Linked DNA regions of Homo sapiens: regions 2 and 3 are each linked to region 1. A link is a loop called in an ENCODE intact Hi-C map of the cell type or tissue named here. Cell type or tissue: chondrocyte. All regions are shown on one strand.

Region 1 (8,000 bases):
ATAATAAGCTCTCCCTCCCTAAAGATGATGTTTAATTAAAACCTCTGGCCATTTTGGCTATCTTCATATTTTTAAAGAAAACCCAGATGTAGAAGAAAAGCATTCTTCAAATGTTAACCATCCATTCCATCTCCTGGTCACCTTAGAATGTCATGTGTCAATGAAAGTTGAAAGGTTTTTGAAGCATGGTATAACTGATAATACGTTTTAGCTTTATCATTTAGCAACTGGGTGGCCTTGGACAAGCACAGTCTCTTCAGCCTCAGTGTTTTCCATCTGAAAAATGGGTGCAATACCTACTCTTAAGGTTGCTGTGGGGGGTCGGGGGAGGGGGTGAAAGAGATGGCATTTGGGAAGTGCGTGCAACCAGGAGGGGCCTAAGACATGTCTCTTCCCTCCTCCAGCTGGATAGCAGCTCTCCTCCTTCCATGGTTCCAAGACATCCACAGCCTGGGTCCCCCAGACTTGCCCTACCAAGTGCTGGCGCCTCTCCAAAGTCTGATTCTTTCTATTTTCCTTAAGTTGCAAAGCCCAGTGTTGAGGTGTAATTGTGTGTAAGAGGGAGAGGGGATGGATCTGGTTTCTTTGAAAATGGCTTCTTTGCTAAAACGACAACCTCAGATCTGATACTGAAAGAATCTGCTGGCACTGGCCCCTGTCAGAACAATTTGGAGCTATCCAGGGGCCATCCTCTGGGGCTGGCAGCCGGCCCCCCAGCTGAGCCTCATGCTCAAATTCCCAACAGGCTCAGAGGCAGGCCCCGAACACACTTCATCCTACAGCCCCATTCCTCCCATGCAAAGGCGGCAAGAGAGAAGGAGAGAAGGGCTTGGCATTCTGAAGCAAAATTCTCTTTCTCTGCTGCAACCCCCCTCAGCCCTGCCAGCCACCTTTGCAGAAGCCACACACGCGCACACACACACACACGCACACACGCACATTTTCAGAAAGCCCTTGGCACAGCCCACCCCTTCCTGAGCTGGACAGAGCTGCCAGGGCAGATTTGCCCGGGCCGAGGCCGCCTTCTTCATCTCCAGCCCCCTCCCATTCCTCTTCTAGAGTCAAGGTTTTGTCAGGAGTTTCAGGGGCAATGACTGGCCAGGGAGGGGGACCACAGACATCCTGCCTGCTGCCAAGTCCCTTTCTTTCCCCCACAGTGTGTCTTATAAGCCGGCATGTAGTTTATTCTTCTCCTAAACACTTCCATAGGGTGCAGGGCCTGGAGTTGCCATAGAAACACCTTTTAACTCCTCCTCCCCCAGAATGCCATGCCAGGCCCTAGGACTTTGGGGAAAAAAGACAAAAAGAGACACCTGTGGATGAGCAGAGACAGGAGGAAAGGCCATCGGGCAGCCCCCCGGAGAGGACCAGGCCAGGCCTCCTGTGCCTTTTGCTAGGCCAACATGGCACCAAGCCATGAAGAGAAAACCACCATGATGGTTTTAAAACAGGAAGTTGATGGGCTGATGTGAACACCTTTAGGGGGCTACAAAGTTGACTGGTGGGGTTGTGTGGGTCCCAAGGAATGGGGAGCTCCTTCATATTTGTTTGAGGGCGAGAATAGACAGTTTCAACCCAGACTGGAAACCAGAAAGGCTCTGAGCAATGAAACTTGGGAGCCAAGTACTGGACGCCAGCAGGGTGCTGTGCAAGGCGAGGGAGGTCGGCAGGCAAGCAGCTCACACCCACACCTCCCATTTTAAAAGCATTAGCTCATCCCTGCCACTAGTGCAGCTCACCAAACCCAGGCAGAACAATTTGGGATCCGTGCCAGAGCATCGAAGATTTTTTGTTTCTTTTTTTCTTTTTGATTCCACAATCTCCTGGTCTTTGGCTACTTCCTGGTAACTTAGATTTTCTCTGAGAAATTTATGAAGAGGAGCGAGGGAGCTATTTCTTGTTTCAATCCAGAGAAATTGTAAGAAACTTTCTGCATTGCTCAGACCCACCGCAGGAAACCTAAGCAGTAAGCAGACGGGAAGGCCCCCATTGGAAGCAGGATCTACTCATGCTTGTTTTCACTTTTCCGTGGTCAATTTTTAGGGTAGAAACCCCAAAGCAAAGGGCAAGGGGGAAGAATGGGGACCTACTCCCACTACATACCAAAAAAACGCAAGTGAAGTCACCCAGCCCATTTTCCAGCAGAAAAGGACTTGGGCTGCACCCCTGCACACCCTGATTCCACCTGCCAGCCTCCTGGCCGCACGTGTGTGATCCTGCTGGGCAAAACCAGAACTCAGCTGCAGCAGCAACTCCCCACACTAATCAGGTGGGAATGTTACCAACTGGGATGAGGAGGGAAAGGGTAAGTGGAATGTGGGTGGAGGTGGAGGAGGGAGGAAAACCCTCCCCAGTCTTCAGGCTGCCCAAAAGGATCTTTCTAAGCAATCCACAAATCCTGGGCCAGCTGGGTTCCCCCAGGAGAGGGGAGGATGTACCATGCAGGCCCCAGGGAGCCTCTTACAAGGGTGACCTCAGGTCACACAAACACCCTCAGCTGCCAACTGCACTGACATTCTGGTCACCACACCCCCACTCTGACCTCTAGGCTCAGCCCAGCCCACCAGCAGTGCCCCTCCCGGCCCTCACTGCCTCCCCTGCCAAGCTCCTACCTCCTCCCCCTCCTCACCACAACACGCTGGTAGAGTCCCTCACCCAAGACTCAGTGGAAAATTTCCTTCTCCTTTATGACTGTACTTAAAACACACACGCTCCATTCTTCACCTCTGAATCGACACAGGCAGAGGGCGGCAAGGCTGTCCCACCCCACCGCCCAGCCCAGCCCAGTGCACACACACACACTCTCCCAGCAGAGCCACTGGACTTGCACGCTTTATGGGCTGGAAAGGAGGAGAGAGATGTTTCCCAGATGCCACTCCACCTTTAGCCATCCAAACACAAGTGTCCCAAACACTCCCAGACAAGCCTCCCAGGATGCTCTCGGGGCCCTCCATACACACTAAGGAGTAGGAGGTCTCTTTACAGGGTCTCTCTACTCAAGACACTAAGTCCAGTCTGGAACTGTCACCGTGATGTGACCCTTGGCAGGTTTGTTCTTTTGGTGACAAATCTGTTTTCCACTACCCATTCTCCCCCTCCCCACACACATTCAAGGGGGAAAAAAATAGCCTTCCTGTGAATTTTCACAGCTATGTGGTGAGTGACCCCTCGCACCTTCTGCTGGCTATCAACACTCTCAAACACAGTGCCTCCAGGGCGTGGGTCAATGCCACAGCTTTCTCCTCATTTTCCCCCTTAAATCCACCCAAACTTGGCAGTCCCAGAAGCTCGGTTAGCGCTTGCCTGGGAAGCCTGCAGCTGGGTTGGGTCTCAGTGAAAAGAATGAATTTCATAGGCGCAGGAGATGATGCAGACTCGGAGTACTCCAAGTTTCTCCTGCAACTTTCCGTGCACATGGCGGGCAACTTTTTTTTTTTTTTTTAACTATTCAATTTCCCAGCACTTTAGTTAGCATTCCAAGTTTTGGGAACCCTTTCCCCACCCTTCTCTTCTAGCCCTTCCTCCGTTAGTAGTGAATGGGGACATTTTCCAGATGTCAAAAGGACCGGTAGGAACCTCACGACCTAAGTTAGGAAAGCAAAGGCGGCCAGGGGCTCCCTCAGCCACTGTGAGTTTCCTCTGCAGGGCATCTTCCCCTCTCAGCTATGCCAGCGCCCCCGCCCAAGGACATCGAGTTTCTCCACTCCGCCCCAACCCCGTCTGCCCCTCTCCTGGGGCAGAGGAAAGGAGTGGGGCTCGCCCTGCCTCCCTAAGCAGCGCTGCAGTCCTGGCTGCAGCGTGGGGCTCGGGCGGGGCACCAGGAGCGCTTACCGATGTCGGAGTTGCAGAAGGCGTCCTGGGGGTGGCTGGGCGAGCATGTGCACGCCTCGGCGCCCCAGTCCCCCAGGCTCCAGCTGCCCAGGAGCACGATGAGCCCGAGCCAAGGGGTCATTGCCGCTGCTGCCGCCGCTGCCGGGGCTGCTGCTCGCCTCTCCAAAGTTGCCGTGCGCGCCGCCGGCGGGGCTGCTGCAGCCCGAGCTCGCTCGCCCGCCGGGCCGTGCGGGGCAACCTTGGCCTCCGGCGCGCTGCCCTCCGAGTGCCCGGCGGGACGGGATGGGGCGCAGCGAGGCTGCCTCGGCGCTGGCGCAGGACTCGGCGGGCGGCCTCCCGGCGAAGGAGCAGGAGCTGGAGGAGCAAGAGGAGGAGGAGAAGCCGTCTGAGCGCCCGCCGCCTGCCTGCTGCCCGCTCTGCGCCGCTGCCTGGGCGGCCGAGTGATATAGCGCTGGGCCCCCGGGGACCCCGCCTCGGGCTGTTGGGGCCCGCCCCCTCAGACCAATGGCAGAGCCGCATTACCTCATCGGCCCTCCAAAAAGGGGGCGGGGCCGGGGGCAAGGGGTAACGGGGCGGGGCCGCCCCCGGATCGTTCAGATCCTTATAGGGAATAATGCCGCCGTGGGCACGCGAGTGGGTGGGCTGGGGCGCGCCCGGGACCGGTGCTTGCCGCTGGGTCCTCGGAGCGGAGCCCTCGTGCCCCTTCTCGTCTGCGCCCTGGCCCCACGCCCACCTGGGCCACTGGGTGTCTCTGACCCAAACCAGAACCAACTAACACCCACCCACCCCAGCAGGACCGCTTCCACAGGTGAGGGGTGGCCATGTCCTAGAGACCTTGACTGTGCTTGGTGGAACCAGCGGGGGAATGCTAACTGCTACCCCTCCAGTTTCTCTGGAGAGAGCAGGCACAGAGGAGAAAGACCCAAACTCTCTCTCTTTCTCTCTCTCTCTGGTTCTTACTCTCTGGGATATGGGAAGCCATCTGCTGTTTGCAGCTGGCTATGATATATGATAGAAGACTGTTTTCTGTGCTCTCCCAGAGCAAACGGGGTTCTGTATTCATTCAACAAACACGGTTCAGGATGCTGGGTTAAGCAACACAAAGCCCTTGCCCCCGTGGACATCCATGAATGCACAGGGTGATTTTCTGTGATGCTAGGGCTATGAAGAAAACAAAACAGAGTTCTGGGTTGGACATGACTGGGGAGGGCCTGCTCTCTCTGCGATAGTAAGGGAAGGGCTCCCTGAAGTGCCATCCTCGCTGAGAAGTGGACAAAGACAAGGATCAGCTCTGGGGCAAGCCACAGGAGAGAGGTACCAGGCAGGGGGAACAGCAAGTGCAAAGACCCTGGGCATGTTTGAAAGACAGAAAGTAGAAAGGCAAGAGGAAGTGGTTCCCTGCCCATGGCTGACAGAGCTCCACCCTTCAGCAAGGGATTTGGGGGTGAGCTGATCCAAAACTGTAGTAAAACCAGGAGAACGATCCAGGATCCTAGACGACTAGCTATAATAGATGATTGCAGATAACTAACACAATTACTATCCTTATTATTGACATCTTGATTCTGCTTTGTATTTTTAAAAGCAGGATTCTGTATCTCACCGTATTATAGCTCTCACAATAATCTTTGTGGGTAGGAAAAGCAAGCACAAGTATCACTCCCACTTTCCAGATGAGGAACCGGCACAGAAAGATGGGATGATTGGTGGCCAGCCAGGAACTCGTCACCCCTTTCCACTGCTCCTTCCCATCTGAAGAGAGACATGCATTTCCCTGAACGTCAGCAGCTGTTCCATCTAACTGCAAATGGCCATTTGCAGCTGGGATCTTCCATCTTTCTACACTTTTGTCTCTTTCCCTTTCTCTTCCGCTTCATCCTGTTAGAAATGCCACAAGTTTGGAACAAATAGAAACAGGGAGAAATGCAAGTTCAGCTTCTTTCTCAGAACTCCTCTGTTTACATCTCAGACAAGTGACATTGGGACAGCAGAGGCCGAAGAATTCGTGAGAGATGGTATTTCCAAGAACATTTTTGAAACTCCTTTTTCCCCTTTGAGCACTTTAGCCATAGGAAAGGGAAACCAGTTTCCACATCTTTTTGACTTGTCCCCTCCACCCAGCTTTAAAAACCTTCCCTGCCTTCACTCTAACTGTGGCCTAACTCGTAGAGATGTTTCTGTCTCTCGATGTTTTTCTAGCACTGTTTTCATTGTTTTATGGGGTATGATTCTATTGCTTCCCCAACCACAGTAGGAATACTTTGAGGCCTGGGATATTTAGCCACACTGCTTTTTAGCCCTCTCAGAACCAAATAGGGTCTCAGGAGACTGGAGAGCATGGGTGTGGCCAACAGCTGACTGAGTCCTGAGCAGAGTGCCCTGGAGGCCACTCTAAGGATCCAGGTTGAATGAGGGCATACGTGGTGGAATTTGAGAGATTCGCTTATCCCCGCGCCCCACATGACTTATTCCACAGTCATGTGGAAGGTTTTAGAAGACTTTCCAGACCAAATCCACTTTGGATAAGCATCTTACATGATAGAGGCCCTCTCTTCCCTTTCTTTTCACATTTCAGTTTTGTCCAAAGTGCCGATATTTTCTCCAACGGAAGGCCTTGCCTGGAATATAAGTATCAAGTAGATAACTTCTGCTGAACTTCAAGCAGCAGTTTTCTCATAGAAAGCATCTGAAGCGTTTTTTTCCAGCAGCTACTTAATTATGAAAGCACAAGTATAATCTGATCTTTTTTCCAGCTGAAAAGTAACGAAATTACCTTTTGGTTAATTTCTTCTCACTCCCTATCCTAAGCTGGTCCACACAGTGTCTTGAAGTTCAGCGAATTCCAAGAGCTTTTCAGTTGGGATGTTCTCTCTTATTCCAAACCTGAGTCAGTTCCCCTCTGCCCACCGTGTGAAGGCAGTTTGGTTCTCACCCTAAGGAAAAGAAACAGCAAACTCCATGAATCCTTGCGTAGGGGAGTCCTCCTGCTAGGGTCACCCCCTTCAGCAGGCACCCATCAGTCTGGATGTCATGGTGTCCATGAGCCTAATAATATGTAAGAATTGGTTATTCAACATCACTTAATAAGCTAGGTGGGGTGAACCTGAGGCTAACAGTAAGAATGAAGATGCAGGCTGGGTGCGGTGGCTCACGCCTGTAATCCCAGCACTTTGAGAGGCCAAGGTGGGCGGATCACGAGGTCAGGAGATCGAGACCATCCTGGCTAACATGGTGAAACCCCGTCTGTACTAACAACACAAAAAATTAGCCAGGTGTGGTGGTGGGCGCCTGTAGTCCCAGTTACTTGGGAGGCTGAGGCAGGAGAATGGCGTGAACCTGGGAGGCGGAGCTTGCAGTGAGCTGAGATCATGCCACTGCACTCTAGCCTAGGTGATGGAGTGAGACTCCGTCTCCAAAAAAAAAAAAAAAAAAAAAAAGAATGAAGATGCAGGCTCTCCTGCTTTCTCTTGACAGCTAAGAACAATGATAGAGTTATACATCTGGGAAGAACTGAGTAAGTTTCAAGATCTATCTGGCCTGTCTACACACCTACTAGGATGACCTGGTATTCTCTTTCCTGGAACTTTTCTAGGAAAGGTGAGTTCATATCCACCCTCTTTGTATCAAGTTATAGGATGCTAGAGTCTGTAGGAAGAGAAGTCGTAAAAAGGACCTCAGAAACTACTCATCCTTGTTTTAAATGTGGGAAAAATAAGGTTCAGAGAAGTGAAGGAACTTGCCCATTTTCAGGGCTCAGTCCTCCAAGCTGTAAGGTGTGGCCCATGCTTGTACTGTGGGCTTGGAAACCCCAGCCATTCACAGATCTCGTATCTGCTTTTCAGATCTGTAGACAGATTCGTTTGAGTCTTTGTACAGTGCCCAGCCCACAGAGAAATTTTACTTACACTGATTAAATAATTCTCTACCATGATAATAATCACCCTCTGAGCCAATCAGAAGCAATACAGGTTTGTCCTCCTGACAGGTTTATCTCTTGTGTGTTTATTTTTTTCCCTTCCTAAATTACTAGCTAATGCATTCCAAACATATCACTATAAAAAAAAGCACATGAAAACTTTGTTTCTGGGAAATGAAAAGAGAGTAAAGTGGAAACAAAAAATCAAAAGACCTGAGATTTGTTCCCAATGTTGCAGAATAGCTGTGCACCT
Region 2 (8,000 bases), 200 kb before region 1:
AGAAATTGGCCAAATCAAAGGGGCTACAGGCCCCATGCAAATCTGAAATCTAGTGAGGCAGTAATTAAATCTTAAAGCTCTGAAATAATCTCCTTTGACTCCATGTCTCACATCCAGGTAACTCTGATCCAATGAGGTAGTAATTAAATCCTAAAGCTCTGAAATAATCTCCTTTGACTCCATGTCTCACATCCAGGTAATGCTGATGCAAGAGGTGGGCTCCCATGACCTTGGATAGCTCCATCCCTATAGTTTTGCAGGGTACAGCTTCCCCTCCCAGCTGATTTCACAGGCTGGCGTTGTGTCTTTTCCAGGCTCACAGTGTGAAGTGTCAGTGGATCTACCATTCTGGGGTCTGGAAGACAGTAGCCCTCTTCTTACAGCTCCACTAGGCAGTGCCACAGTGGGGACTCTGTGTGGGGGCTCCAACCCCACATTTCCCATCCCCACTGCCCTAGCAGAGGTTCTCCATGAGGGCCCCACCCCTGCAGCAAACTTCTGCCTGGACACCCAAGTGTTTCCATACATCCTCTGAAATCTAGGCAGAGGTTCCCAAACCTGAATACTTCTGTGCATCCGCAGGGCCAGCACCATGTGGAAGGTGCCAAGGCTTGGGGCTTGCACCCTCTGAAGCAACAGCCTCAGCTGTACCTTGGTCTCTTTTAGCCACAGCTGAAGTGGCTGCGACACAGGCACCAAGTCCTGATACTGCACACAGGAGGGAGGGCCCTGGACCCAGCCTATGAAACCATTCTTCCCTCCTAGGCCTCCTGGCATGTGATTGGAGGGGCTGCCCCCAAGGTCTCTGACATGCCCTAGAGACATTTTCCCCATTGTCTTGGTAATAAACATTCGGCTCCTTGTTACTTATGCAAATTTCTGCAGTGGGCTTGAATTTCTCCCCAGCAAATGGATTTTTCTTTTCTATCACATTGTCAGGCTGCAAATTTTTCAAACTTTTATGCTCTGCTTCCTCTTGAATGCTTTGCTGCTTAGAAATTTCTTCTGCCAGATACCCTAAATCATCTCTCTCAAGTTCAAAGTTCCACAGATCTCTAGGGCCGGGGCAAAATGCTGCCAGTCTCTTTGCATAGCAAGAGTGACCTTTACTCCAGTTCCCAAAAAGTTTTTCATCTCCATCTGAGACCACCTCAACCTGGACTTCATTATCCATATCACCATCAGAATTTTGGTCAAAACCATTCAACAAGTCTCTGGGAAGTTTCAAACTTTCCCACGTCTTCTTGTCTTCTGAGCCCTCCAAGCCTCTAGGAAGTTCCAAACTTTCCCATATTTTCCTGTCTTCTTCTGAGCCCTCCAAACTGTTCCAACTTCTGCCTGTCATCCAGTTCCAAAGTCACTTACACATTTTTGGGTATCTTTACAGAAGCATCCCACTCTCTGGGGTACCAATTTACTATATTAGTCCATTCTCACACTGCTATAAAGAACTACCTGAGACTGGGTAATTTATAAAGGAAAACGGGTTTAATTGACTCACAGTTCCACATGGCTGGGGAGGCCTCAGGAAACTTACAATCATGGCAGAAGCCACCTCTTCACAGGGTGGCAGGAGAGAGAATGAATGAGTGCCAAGTGAAGGGGGAAGCACATTATAAAACCATCAGCTCTTGTGAGAACTCGCTACCACAAGAGCAGCAGCATGGGGGTAACTGCCCCCATGGTTCAATTACTTCCCACTGAATCCCTCCCACAACACATAGAGATTATGGGAACTACAGTTTAAGATAAGATTTGGGTGAGTACACAGTCAAACCGTATCAGTAGGCACCAAGTAACTATGTATTAACTGAATAAATGAATGCATCCCATTCATTAAATGTGCCAGATGCTCTGTTAGTCCAATGTGCATGTATATACACTCATTCACTCCTTGAGACATTAACTTAGTTTGGGAATGATTAAATCTATGCTTTGCTATTTATAGTTTTTTTTGTTTTGTTTTGTTTTTTTGAGATGGAGTCTTGCTCTCTTGCCCAGGCTGTAGTGCAGTGGCACGATCTCAGCTTACTGCAACCTCCACCTCCCAGGTTCAAGTGATTCTTTTGCCTCAGCCTCCCAAGTAGCTGGGACTACAGGCAGGCGCCACCACGCCCGGGTAATTTTTTTGTATTTTTACTGTAGACAGGGTTTCACCATGTTAGCCAGGAGGGTCTCGATCTCCTGACCTCATGATCTGCCCACCTCGGCCTCCCAAAATGCTGAGATTACAGGTGTGAGCCACCGCACCTGGTGCTATTTATAGTTTTTAATGCATACTCTATGTAAAGTCAACATTAAAGTATGTTCAGCAGATTCAGACCATCAGTCTGACTTTACTGCTTCCTGCTCAGAAATTGCCTCTTCTTAACCAGATTGGTCATGTGAATCACCTGTCTTCCGATCCAGTGTGAATCATCTTAGGTGTTGCTGCTTGCTTAAGGGTATTTATCATGAAACTTTGTTTGTCTCTGCTTATGTGTTTATGTAAAGCATCACTATTAGGCTCTGAGCTTAGTGGTTGATGTCTGCCGGGGTGTTTCTTTTAGGCCCTCTGCCCTGAACAATGCCCATCTGCCTGGTAGTCAAAATGCCTGCATGGCCCTTGAAGTTTTCTCTCTCTCTTCATCCCAACATTTGACCTTGATTTTGAGTGTTCTCTGCTAGCTGTGTTATCCCTGGCTCAGCTGTTTGTCAGGGAAGTTACGTCTTTGCATGGAGGTTGAACTTAATAAATGGCAGTATGGTGCAATGTTAAGAATACAGACATCAGAGCTAGGCTATCTGGGTTGAAATTCCATCTCTACCCTGAAGTGACTAATGACCTTTGTAAATTACTGCACCTAAATGGGAATAATGATAGTACCTATGTCATAGAGTTAATGTATGTAAGTAGGGTTAAGATCTGAGTTAGTATAACAGTGCATGGGATGTGCCTGGTAGACAGTAAGTACTGCATAAGTGTATATTATTATTGCTGACTATTGTGATCCTTCCTGTGTAACATTAATCATCTTAACAGTAGCCCCTTGTAGGCATGCCTGTTTAATTTCTTCATGCCAAATATACAGGGCAGTCTGGATTAGGATTTATCCCATTGTGCTATTTATTTAACCCATTGGTCCGTTGGTCACTCTTCCCTGTAGGTCCTGGGTGATAAAGTTGGGTCTTATTAATATCTGTCCCTCCAGTGTCCATGTGGTATACAGTAGGGTAGGGGAACAGTGAATGAGGTTGAAATGCAATGAGTGGCCTCAGACATAACATTTAAATTTTGAATTTGATGTTCAGTCTCTCTATTCCACAGGAAGGACCAGTGTGTGAATTTTAGGCTGTGTGCAAGGGTAGGGACACAGCTTTGGCCAGAGGAGTTTTTCCCAATATATTTCAATCATTCGTCCTATGGCCACACTTTAATTGGGACTCAACAGTCTTTGTTTATGGTGTTCTTGCCCCTCAGTGGGTGAAAAAGGGGAGAAGTAAGAAACTAAGACTCATTAACTCATCTGGCAGTTGGCCCTGCAATTATTAGATGTTTGTGACAGAGACTTCCTACCACCAACATACAGCTTCTCCCACAGAACTCCATCCTAGATTCTTCACGAACTTCCTAACCTCTCTGAATCGCAACACTTTCCCGGCTTTCTCCAAATTGATGCTGACTGCCTTAGAGTCTCGGTCCTGTCCTGAAGAATCCCGGAAAAATGCCTGTCCCCTGCCACCAGGAGCGGCCAGCAGGTGGCAGGGCAGCCCCACAATGCCTGGGTGGTTCTGCAGAGTCTGGTGCCTCTGGGCCAGCCCCCTCCCCAGCCCCTCCTGCACTGTGTGAGCTGTCTCCCAGGGGAGGAAGTGGTTAAAGGGAAGAAGCCAGCTCACAGGGCCCCCTTCTTTCCCCTTTCAGATGATAATGAAGGGGAGAGGAGCTGCAGTCTGGACAGACAGTGAACCCACCCCAACCCCAACGGGGACGATGATGCTGCCCCCTTTTCTACCCTTCTCAGCCCTTCTCAGGAAGACAGACGTTTCTCTGTCTTCCCATTCCTGGTCCAGGGCCTTCCAGTAGAATCAGGTTTTGTTGTGGACAGGTGGGGTAATTGCAGGATACCACTCTTCCCTGCCTGATGTGTCCAGCTTGTAGACTCTGAGTCAGCCTGGGTCCCTTGAGGACGATCCAAAACCTGGCCAGTGACCTGGAGAGAGACCTTTCATCTTCAGGAGAAATAGAGGGTCTCAAAGCCGTCTTTGCTGGGAGAACTCATGGCCAGGCATTTAAAGATACTCTCTCCTGTTGGGGGTGCCTGAGGAGACCAGCCTGGCTAGGCAAGGATGTAAGGCCTGGCTCCGGATAGGTCTGAACTAAAGGTGATGCTCTCCTCTGGGATGGTGGGGGACAATCAGCAGTTTGTTTGTTTTTAAATGAGGTGGGGTTTCACTGTGTTGCCTAGGCTTGTCTTGAACTCCTGGGCTGAAGCGATCCTCCCACTTCGGCTTCCCAAAGTGCTGAGATTACAGGTGTGAGCCACCGTGCCCAGCCTCATCTGTAGATTTGAGAACCACAAGGGAAAGGAGAATTATAATTAATTGATATCAAACTCAGTTCTCTTCAGCCCCACTGCCACTCCACTGCTTATCTTGCCTAGAATTTTCCAGCAGCTTCACTGGTCTGAAACCTCCCATCTTGAGTTCACCTTCTGGTTACCTTCCATGGGACTACCCAAGGGTCATCTTTCTGAAACACAAATCTGACCAGTTTCACTTTGCTCCTGCCTGCCCCCTCCCCATGCATCTCGTTTTATTAATATAATCCTGTGGTGGGGGAATCGTTGCCCTCAAAGTCATAAGCATGCCTGCCCTGCCCTCCCTCTAGTTCTGCCTCCAGCTCTGCTTCCTGTGCTTTTATTGTTTGTTTTTGTTTTGTTTTGTTTTTGTTTTTTAGAGACAGAGTCTCATTGTGTTGCCTAGGCTGGAGTGGAATGGCGCAATCTCAGCTCACTGCAACCTCCACCTCCGAGGTTTAAGTGATTTTCATGCCCCAGCCTCCTGGGGGTCTGGGATTGCAGGCACAGGCCACCACGCCCAGCTAATTTTTGTATTTTTAGTAGAGACGGTTTCATCTTGTTGGCCAGGTTGATCTCGAACTCCTGACCTCAAGTGATCTGCCTGCCTCGGCCTCCCGGAGTGCTGGGATTATAGGCGTGAGCCACCGTGACTGGCCCTGTCCTGTTTATTCTGCAGGAAGAGTAAGCCACTTGTAGTTCTCAAACACACCTTTCCGCCTTAGTACATTCTGTTCCCTGTTACCTGGAATACCCTTCCCTATCTTGTACACCTGGCAAGTTTCCATTCATGTTTGAAATCCTGCTCAGGTGTCCCCTCTTCTGAGAATTCTTCCCTGACACACCCCACCCTGCAGTGTTAATATCGACCTCCCTTGTGTAACTTAAAACACACTTCATCATGCTGGCGCATCATGCAGGCGCACATACCACACTGTATCTGTATTATAATCGTCTCTTCTGCAAGAACAAGGCCTGTCTCTTACTCTTCCTAATGTCCCTGGAGCTCAACACACAGTAACTGTTCAGTTAGCATATGTCATTGCCCTACCTTAGTCCAAGCAGGATAACTTGTACTGGGCATAGTGGAGTCTGAAGCTCACCTCACCTTAGGGTTCAGGAACACAGAACACACGGTGGAGGAGTTTCTATTTTTATTCACTTCTGTATAAAATCTTGGCTCTTTACTTACCAGGATGCCAGAGTCACTGTAAGGCTGCTATTTGAAATTGTTTTTAAAAAGGAGGATGGAGGGACTTTTGTTTTTTTTTTTTTTTTTTTTTTTACTATTTCTATAGAATGTACCAGAATCCCAGGTTTGATTTTCAAAATCAAAACCTTTAACATGACCCAAAAAATAAAAAAGACAGGTGGAGTTGGTGTACCTCCCTGCCCTCAGTTTATCCTACAAGGTCTCTGGAGCCTGGATAGAATGGGGAGGAGGGCTGTTGGGGGAGCAGCGAATAGAAGCTGTTCCTCCCCAGGTCACTGCGGTCCTCCCTGGGTGGCCTCTGGAGCCCTGGCTCTCCTGTCCTCTTACTCTGCTGGTAGCCTTTTTCTCAGAAAATCTGCTCTTCCATTTCCGCAATGATCTATTGCTATCTTTGCTGTTATTGCCCACCCTTCCCAATGGTTTCTTTTTTCTTTTATTTGTTGGGTAAGAAATTAAAAGGGTGTCCTTGGTTTGAAACCCTCTGAAACCCTCCTCAGCTACCATCCATCTGGTGGAGAGAATATCAGACTACACCTTCCTACCAAACAAGGATTAATGACACCCATTGGTAAGCACCTTGTGCATTTCTAGATTTTCCAAGAGTTATTACGCTGTATGATCATCACCTATCTGCCCACCCACTTCTACATGGTGTCTGTATTTGCCCATGCCTAGAACAGGGCAGATAATAGGTACGTAGGAAATGCCTGTTGACTGAATGAGGAATTTGGGAGGTGGTGCGTTATTGGCAATGACAAGGTTGGGGGTGTGACAATCAAACTGAGGAATGACATTGGTGGCATTCTTTTTTTTTTTTTTTTTGAGATGGAGTCTCGCTCTGTCACCCAGGCTGGAGTGCAGTGGTTCAATCTCAGCTCACTGCAAGCTCCGTCTCCCGGGTTCACGCCCTTCTCCTGCCTCAGCCTCCTGAGTAGCTGGGACTACAGGCGCCCACCACCATGCCCAGCTAATTTTTGTATTTTTTAGTAGAGACGGGGGTTTCACCGTGTTAGCCAGGATGGTCTCGATCTCCTGACCTCGTGATCTGCCCGCCTCGGCCTCCCAACGTGCTGGGGTTACAGACGTGAGCCACCGCGCCCGGCCGGTGGCATTCTTAAAATTCTCTTTTTCCCTCTCACCTTGACTCAATCCAGCTGAAAATCACATTGGCTGTTGTGGGAGCATTTACACTGTGGAAACTGGCAAATGCTAGAAAGCAGGGCTTTTTGTTCCCCCATCCAGAGAACTGGTTGTTAAGCATTTGCCGAGGAGCAGGAGTTGACTGTCAGCTCATTTAAAGGTGAGGGGGGCAGAGCGTGGAGAAACCATGCACCTGCTCAAGGAGACAGAAGTGGGGCTGGGCTGGGACTTGAACTGGACTCATGTCGTAAAAGGAATTTCTGATGGTGCCACCCTCCTGCTGACCACTGCTACTGCTTCAGTGTGTGGCACGAGATAGATGCTGAAGAGTGTTGGTCAAATGACTGAACAAGCACATGAATGACAGAGCTCTTTGAGGATGGGGTCGTGTCTGCATCATCATCTTTTGGCAAGCATCTGTGCACGTCCCCTGACCAGGGGTTCAATGGCTTTCATAGATTCTCTAATTTAGCTCTCCCAATAACTGTATGGGGCACCAGTACTATTCTCATTGTATACATAGGGAAGACTGAGGCTCTGAGTCCAAAATCAAAGCAAATGCTACTGACATCTGGGACCTGGCTCAGGCCCATCCAAAGGGCTAGCCTGGGCACCGCAGTTCTTATGCCACTCCCCAACCTCTCCCACCTGAAGCTCAGCCCCTCCTCTACTGCTCCTGAGGGTGTTGACCTCGGGGAGCAGGACCCTGGGGCCTCACACCCCGGCACACACCCAGCGTCTGAGAGCAGTGTGAGGCAACGGGTGGCAGCACTCCATGTTACAGTGCACAGCCAAGCACAGGATTCCGGTGACCTCACCCTCAGAAGAAGGCGCCCCACCTCGAGCCAGGCAGCCCCGCCCTGCTGGAGCCCTCCGGGCAGCCAGAGCTTAAAGGGTGCCCAGGGAAAAGGGAATTCCTTTAGCCATACACATACTTACGAGTTCAGGTTTGCAAATTGGACCTTCTACAGAAATTGTCCTTGGATGTGCAGAGAATATTTTCCTCTTTTTAAAGCACCAAGGGATCTCAGGCAAGATCTTTTCTATTCTTTCCCGTATGTTTAGATATTAAAGATGTGATTTCCTAACAC
Region 3 (8,000 bases), 170 kb after region 1:
GAAGTGGCGATTTCCCTGGGTTTGGGGTTAATTCTTCTACCAGTAATACAATCAAACCTTGAGCCAGGCTGAGAAGTAAATAGGAAGGGAAAGGCTAAGGAGGATGATTGCCAAACAGCTGTTGAATGCCTACAGGGCCTTTGCTCTGCCCCTAGCTTCCTGCCCCAAACCTTTAAGCACCAAGCTGCAGATTCTCAGTCATCAAACCTTAGGGCAGGAAGGAACTTTGGAGATTCTCTGGCCCATCTCCCATTAGTTCACAGATGAAAGATCGAAGGCCCCAAAGGGAAGGTGTCTCGGCCAAGGTCAAGGGCTACTTCCCATTAGTTTAGGATTTATCAAACACTGCACCACTCACAAACATGTCTTGTTTGTGGATCAGCCACTGAGACCCTGAAGAGGAAGTAATTTGCCCAAGATCCCATACAAGTAAATATCAGAGCTGGGATTCTAAACGCCCAGGCAAGAGCTCTCACCGCCATAGCACACTGCCCAGTGGACAGCAGAAGCCCAGGTCCAGGTTGCCAGTTCAAGTCTCTTTTCCTAACATTAAGCTGCTGCCTGCAATGTCCTGGGAGATTCACCAACCCCTCCTGGCAGTGTATGCTGGAACACCCAGGGCTCCACACCCTGCCTGGTGATATGGGCGCAGGCCCACTCACATACTGCCAATACCCCTGCATTGAGCAATGAGGCCCCCAGTCCAGGAATTGCCACAAGACCTTTATCTGTCTAGGGCAGCCACTATCTTCCCCTTCAGCATCCCTCCGGCGCCTAGTAAACCCACAGATCCTGGCTCTTCACTCTCTGTCTTGTTTTTATAGGAAGTCAATCTAAGAGCCAAAGGCAAATTCCTCACCTCATAGACTATTTGTTCCCTGCCTTTGGTGACATAAAAGGGCTCTGGCTTGGGCAATGCAGGCTTTAGAGTGGAGGTGCTGGAGTCTGATCATGCTGGGTTCAAATAATACATCACCGCTTGTTGCTGTATTACTTTGGGCAAGTTACTCACCCTCTCTGGACCTCAATGTCTTCATCTGTAAAGCGGAAAATCTTAACAGTACCTACCTCATAGGATGGTGGGAGGATTAAATGAGATATTGAATGTAAAGCACTTTGATGCCTGGCACATAGTAGTTTCTCAATAAAAGGTGTAATTATTATACTACTGCAACCTTAGGAAAGACACAGCAATTCTAAGGTTGCTCATTTTCAAAAGCCCAGAGTTGTATCAGGTGGTTTCCTAAGGTCCTTCCTGCTTTAAAGATCTGTGAAATTACTTGACTCCAGGTGAATTTATTTTTCTTTCCTTCTTGTCCCTGAAGGAACTTTAGGATTTGCAGACTTCAGCCTTAAGCAGAGCCATACAGAGGATGTGCTCAATGATTTAAGAGCCTAAAGAGACAAGCGTTTGAAAATACGCACAAAAACCCAACATCTCAAACATCATCTGGCCTCTGCAGGTTTTTCTGGGTTTTTTTTTTTTTTTTGCTTGTTTCGTTTTGAGATGGAGTTTCGCTCTTGTCACCCAGGCTGGAGTGCAGTGGCATGATCTTGGCTCACTGCAACCTCTGCCTCCCAGGTTCAAGCAATTCTTCTGCCTCAGCCTCCCGAGTAGCTGGGATTACAGGCGCATGCCACCACGCCCAGTTAATTTTTGTATTTTTAGTAGAGACAGGGTTTCTCCATGTTGTCCAAGCTGGTCTCGGAACTCCTGACCTCAGGTGATCCGCCCGCCTCGGCCTCCCAAATTGCTGGGATTACAGGCGTGAGCCACCACACCCGGCCCTCTGCAGGTATTTTTAAACATCCCTCTGGCTGAGGTTAGCATTAGGGTTGGAATCCGAGTTGCTGTTAAATTCAGAGCCAAGGTCAGCTTTGAGAGGCTCAGCAGTGGGATGTGCTAGATATACTGGTGTTTTCAGGTCAAACACCTGTATTTGGCTTCTCATAGAACAGTAGGGAACACACCTGTAGCCTGTGAAGGGGCCAGGACAAAAGGATTTGATGTTTATCTTGACAGCAGTGAACACCCACTGAAGCATTTTAAGCAAGAGGAAGTCCTAAGGGGAAACTTGCCGCAGAGATGGAAATGGCCTATGTCTTGATTAAGTGTTGGTCACATAGCTGTGCACGTATATAAACATTTATTGATCTGTACTCTTTAAAAGTATTCATTTTACTGTTTGTAACGTGCACATCAGTTTTTTAAAAGTGTGCCCCAGCTAATAAGAGGCAGAGCCGAGATACAAATTCAGAAAGGACCAGATCAGGGCAGGCAAGTGAGACAGGGTTATGCAAATGTAGGGTTGGATCCTATCTTCATTAAAATATTAGTATTTTGCTCATCATGAATTTATTTACATTGATATTCATTTACTTAAATATCACAATAATAAGGCCAGGAACAGTGGGACATACGTGTAGCCTCAGCTATTTGGAAGGCTGAGGCAGGAGGATCACTTTAACCCAACCTGGGTAACATGGCAAGACCCCATCTCTAAAAATACATACATACGGCCGGGTGTGGTGGCTTAGGCCTGTAATCCCAGCACTCTGGGAGGCCGAGGGGGGCAGATCATGAGGTCAAGAGATGGAGATCATCTTGGCCAACATGGTGAAACCCCGTCTCTACTAAAAATACAAAAATTAGCTGGGCATGGTGGTGGGCGCCGGTAGTCCCAGCTACTTGGGAGGCTGAGGCAGGAGAATTGCTTGAACCCAGGAGGCCGAGGTTGCAGTGAGCCGAGATCGCGCCACCGTACTCTAGCCTGGCAACAGAGCGAGACTCCGTCTCAAAAAAAAAAAAAAATACATACCTATATAAAATAACATTAAAATATTTATTTTGATTTATGAGTTTGCAGGCACCTTCTCAGATTTTTATTTAATTTTCATCTCATTTCATTTTCATTTTTATTTAATTTTCAGGTCTCACCCTCCTTACCCTAGTCCTGGCCCTGATCATCCAGCTCTGTTCCCCTCCAGGGTACATGCTCTTAACCACCCCACTATGTGGCCTCTCCCAGTCAAGGGCACCATCAGGATTCAAAGAGCTTTGAAGGAGGTGACTTATACTGGGAGCTGGACGAGAAGGAAGATTGCAAAGAGGCTCCCAGGGGATGGCTCTGGCAAAATACAAAGAAAAAAGTTTATAAAGCGTTTAAATAAACCTGTGAAAGACAAGAAAGATAGTAAGAGAAAAAGGAGGTGTTTGGACCCAGGAAGCCAATCCCTGCCCACCAACCTCTCGTCCACACCGTGCCGCCTGCCTGAGAAAGCCTGGGCTGGCTGTCCCAGGGCTGACCCGGCCAGCCTGCTCTTGCAAGCCTCTTTCATCATTAGGTTCAACTGCTCAATGCAAACATTTTGATGAAGATTTTTGTATATAACAAGGATAGCAAATGATTCTTTGCATTACGTAGTGGTTAAAGTTTGCAAACACTTTCCCATATGTTACCCAGATGGCATCTGGGCCTCTCTCCTTGCCTCACAGATCTAGATGTGATTTTCTTGGACTTTCATTCATTTCACAATCTCCTAGTATATTTATGCAAATTCCTAGAGGATGGGGAAGCCTCTGTTCCTACCTCGAGGGCTGCTCTGTTGCTATCACTGACCCAGATCCCACGCTCAAATCCAAAGCGATTTCTGAGTGGGATGGATTTCACCAAATATTTGGGGAGCACACACGACAGGGTCAGAGCAGAAGGGGAGGAGCTTCACCTTTCACCTCTCAGGCTCCGAGCTCATAAACCTGCCCAGCTTGCCTGGAGAGCTCCAGGTTCTCTTTCTATCAGGCGGAGCAATTCTACCTGCCCAGGTCTAGGAGCCCTCCTGGGTCTAAGTCCCTCCCTAAAGAGCCCAACAGGGCACCTGGGAGACCACAGCCTCTTCCTTCAGAGAAAAGGCCCCCACTTTTCAGTTACAACGAGGGAAATTGAAAGCACACCACAGGAAGCATGACCAGCGGCCAGCACAGCTTACAGGGGGAACAGCCCGGCATCTTCCAGCTTGTAACTAAAGATTTGAGTGAGGTTTTTTTTTTTTTTAGACGAAGTCTCGCTCTTGTGCCCCAGGCTGGAGTGCGATGGCATGATCTCAGCTCACTGCAACCTCTGCCTCCTAGGTTCAAGCAGTTCTCCTGCCTCAGCCTCCGGAGTAGCTGGGATTATAGGCATGAGCCACCACGCCCGGCCAAATTTAAATGACTTTTAACCTCTCTGTCTCATTTTATTGTCAGAGGAATTGTGGGAGTCCCCTGAGAGCTCTTCTTCCAATCTCTCTGGCCCAGCCTCTTTGGGGCTGCACTTTGTCAGCACCAGCTTGGGAATGTAGAGAAATCCCCAGGCAGGAGCAGGTAATCCAGCTGCTGTTCCCACCAGTCCCAGATGTCCTTCCAGGGCCTCTTCCTCCTCATCTCCCCTCACTTCCAGTAATGGTCTTCAATATACCTTGTGAAAGAAGAATTCAAACTTGTAAATTAAATGAGGGCACTACATGGAAGCTTCTAGAAACACTAACATCAAGAGCAAGGGGAAAAGCAAAAGGACTCATTGGCCCCTCTCTGTGGAGCCTTTTGGAACTGTATCTTGCCTGCCCACACTCTTCTGGTAGCCGAGAGCAGGGCTGAGGGTGTGCAGGCTCCCTGGACCCCTGGTAAAAACATTCCTCTGGCCGGGTGCGGTGGCTCACACCTGTAATCCCCACACTTTGGGATTTGGCGGGCGGATCACGAGGTCAGGAGATCGAGACCATCCTAGCTAACACGGTGAAACCCCGTCTCTACTAAAAATACAAAAAATTAGCTGGGCGTGGTGGCATGTGCCTGTAGTCCCAGCTACTCGGGAGGCTGAGGCCGGAGAATCACTTGAACCCGGGAGGCGGAGCTTGCAGTGAGCCGAGATGGTGCCACTGCACTCCAGCCTGGGCGACAGAGTGAGACTCTGTCTCAAAACAAAAACAAAAACAAAAACAAACAAAAAAAATGCTCCTCTGTGTTTGTACAGGTGGAGCTTCTTCAAGGAGGGATGGGTGTGTACACAAGCCTGCATATGTGTGTGTGTGTGTTCAGTCTGGATCTTTCTATAAGTATGGGGGTCTTGGAGTTTCCGAGCATGTCTCTGTGTGTGTCTGGGTGTCTGGATGTCTATGCATGAAAGCTTCATACTCCTACATGTGTGTATGATTGCACTTGCCCATCCATGTGTGTGGATGTCCCTCTGTGGTTAGGTTTGGGAGGTGTCTCTGTGTATCAAAGTCTCAGCTTCTGGGTGTGTCCCTGCCCAGGTAGATGTGTGTCTGCATCCCTGGGTGCCAGAGAAAGATGGAAGTACAGATGTGTGGTGTGACCTGCCGTGAGTGTGCGTCAGGGTGTGTAGGTGTGCATAAGTGTAGAGGGACAGCAGAGCATTAGGGCTCACAGAAGCTGCAGCATACGTACACACTATCTTTGCAAAGCAAGTCATCTGTTTTCCTGGTTTTGTTTCTTTCCTCCCCATGGACTCTGGCCCCTCCTTGAAAACAAAGGGAGCTTAAAAAACGCAGCCCTTCCTGTGTTCCCAAATGTTCAGAATGCTGTGGTGCACTTGAACCGTGCCAGCTCGGATGCCCAGCCCTGCCGCTGTTGCAGGAAGTTACCCGCCCGCCGCACTGCCACCCCCCACTTACACAACGACCCCGGGAGGGTGGGTGGGAGGGAAGGAGGAACCGCACAGCTCGCTACCCCTCGACGCCCCAGCCAGTGGCAGGCCCTCCATGGGAACTGAGACTCTGTGTGGGGGCATAAGAGCATCATCTGGGGGCTTCCTCCAAAGCTGGGGGTGCAGGGAGACAACACCTTTACATGGAAATTATTGCCAACCAACCAGGTGTCCAGGGACCTCATTTTCCATTTTACGAGGTCAGTTCTAGGTAGAAGTCAACATTTTCATCGTTTCAACACACATTCACCAAATACCTACTACATGATAGACGCTGTGGAAGATAAAACGACAGCTTTGTCACCCTAGGATTGGTGCCCGCACCTCCACACTCGGGGCACCCAGTGTCCTCCATAACATAAGGGGGTTAAACTGGGTAGCACCAAAGCCTCTTCCACATCAGAAATTCTGTGATTCTTTTGTGGCAAGTTCATGAGTCTGTGCTCCCACACTTCTCCCTGCTCCACCATTCCCCGGTTGGGGCAGGTCAACAGAGTCCCCATCTTTCTCAGCTCTGCCCAAGTGCTCATTCCTTTCCCGCCTTCCTTCCTCCCCTCTGAAAAACCTACTCTCGGTCCTTGTTTACTCAAAGCTGTAAATTCCTAATGAACTCTTCTCTCTTTGTCTACACTTGAACAGGTTCCCTGCCTTACTCTAACCCCACTTTCTACCAGGACGATCAGAGCCCTCCCAGAAATGACCGCAGCCCATCTTTGCCACCTTAGGTCCCACATCATCCCTAACATCTCAGCACACATTGTTGTCAGGTTTGGGAGGTGTACAGAAGTCTCAGCTTCTGAGTGTGCCCCTGCCCAGAGAGATGCGTGTGTGTCCCTGGGTGCAGAGGAGGGTGGCAGGAAAGATGTGTGGTGTGTCCTGCCTGTGAGTGCTGGCCAAGCTGTGTTGCACAAGAGGCACCCTCAGCACAGTCTCCTCCCAAGCCCAGCCTCTTCTCAAGCCATTCCCTCTGCCTACTGGGAACACCCTTTCCTCCCTCTACCCCCAACCATTTCCTTTCACGGTCATTTCAAGGTCCATCTCAAACACCTCCTCCTTCCTTAAGCTTTTCCTGATTCCTCCTTCCTTAAGCCTTTCCTGATTCCTCCTTCCCCACCCAGTAGACGTGAGCTCTGTCTGATTTGAAACCTTTCCTGTGATGCAGAATATTTGGCCTTGACTTACGGTTATCGATATCTTTATCTGTTGTGCACAAGAAGACTTAGATCCTTAAGACTAAGCATCCAAAAATGTGTCTTGCTCTTGCTTGAATCCTCACATGGCGTCAACATTGCAGGTGCTCAGTAAGCATCTGCACAACTCAGTCCAAAGCTCAGCCATGGAATGTCAGGAGTTGGGTAGCCTGGTTGGAGATCATGGCACTGTCAGGGGAAGAGGTGGGAAGAGCAGAAGGAAGGAGTCTTGGAAGTCACAGCCAGGTGGTCAACCAATGACTGTCCCTGTGATAAGCCTGAGACCCCAAACATCTCCCTTATCCAAAATGGCCTGAATGTGTGAAGAAAGAAGAAGGATGCTAAAGTGGTCTATTTATTCCGTCTGGACCACAACTTTTCCAAGAAACAAAAAGCAAGGCCGTGTCATGTACTGAGATAACTCTGGGCTGGGGATGGCAAACTTGGGTGCCTTCAGGCCAGCAAAGGACCAAAGCCAGCTGGGAGAAAGGGGTGGTTGGTGACAAACTAGAGCATCTGTCCCATTTATAGGGAGCTGGTCTTGCCTGCAGAAACGTGGCACATGGATGGCTGGATCTAACCATTGTTCCAAAAAGCCCCATATCCACAGTTTTGTATGAAATCCCTCACTTTCTAAGTGTGGGCAATCTATTCCATTAGAAAGAAAAATCAACAACACTGGGTGGTCCCAGTGAAATCCGTCCACATTCAGCCTGTGGGCTGCCAGACTGAGGTTCCTACCTAGGTGCATGCCAGGTTATGGAGTGACATGACTGTGACGGGCTCCCTGCTGAAGCTAATTCTAAAATCCACCCAACTAGAGAAAGTGCTGGGTATGCCAATAAACCAACCCTGGGCATAGAAAGGCAGCGGGCAAGTGATAGGAGAAGGTTTAGAATGTCTTCATGGTCTCTGAAGCCAGGATCTTTGTGTGCCTTGAGAATCATGACCTAGAGGGTAGGCAGAAGGCTTAGGTCAGTCACCAGCTTATTTGACTTGAGCAAGTGACATCCTCTTTCTGAGCTGCAGAGTCTCCTTGTACAATTAGCGGGCAGGACTAGAATACCCCTGAGATGCCTTTCAGCCTCTGGCAAGGAAATGCTAACCG

Evidence for each region. A loop is a pair of places that touch in the nucleus more often than their neighbours do. Peaks named below come from ENCODE experiments on the same cell type or tissue, not always from the same donor. Only the 100,000 strongest peaks of a DNase experiment are listed, where the experiment ranks them.
Region 2: a loop joins it to region 1, with 4 times the contacts of the local background. A loop is called at or near these places in 25 of 110 quality-filtered maps.
Region 3: it touches region 1 in a loop (2.3-fold over the local background); 10 of 110 quality-filtered maps call a loop at or near these places.

The regions. Positions count from the first base shown.
Region 1 is chr22:32,797,954-32,805,953 of GRCh38, reverse strand. All of the region lies in intron 6 of SYN3 (synapsin III), which reads left to right. TIMP3 (TIMP metallopeptidase inhibitor 3) reads right to left here and starts at 4,249. Exons shown (of 5, transcript NM_000362.5): 1 at 3,832-4,249. The coding sequence starts at 3,952. In chondrocyte, a CTCF peak has its summit at 4,772; DNase peaks (open chromatin) are centred at 3,853 and 4,288.
Region 2 is chr22:32,996,618-33,004,617 of GRCh38, reverse strand. The region is part of intron 2 of SYN3 (synapsin III); the gene reads left to right. Among named protein-coding and RNA genes, the nearest start is that of SYN3, 58 kb to the left of the region's middle. In chondrocyte, CTCF peaks have their summits at 3,524, 3,737 (motif pointing right) and 3,982; a DNase peak (open chromatin) is centred at 7,674.
Region 3 is chr22:32,624,800-32,632,799 of GRCh38, reverse strand. The region is part of intron 6 of SYN3 (synapsin III); the gene reads left to right. It overlaps LOC107985545 (a long non-coding RNA gene), which reads right to left. Exons shown (of 3, transcript XR_001755504.2): 2 at 6,885-8,000; 3 at 2,881-4,454. Among named protein-coding and RNA genes, the nearest start is that of SYN3-AS1, 54 kb to the right of the region's middle. In chondrocyte, a CTCF peak has its summit at 4,557; no DNase peak of the experiment used is centred here.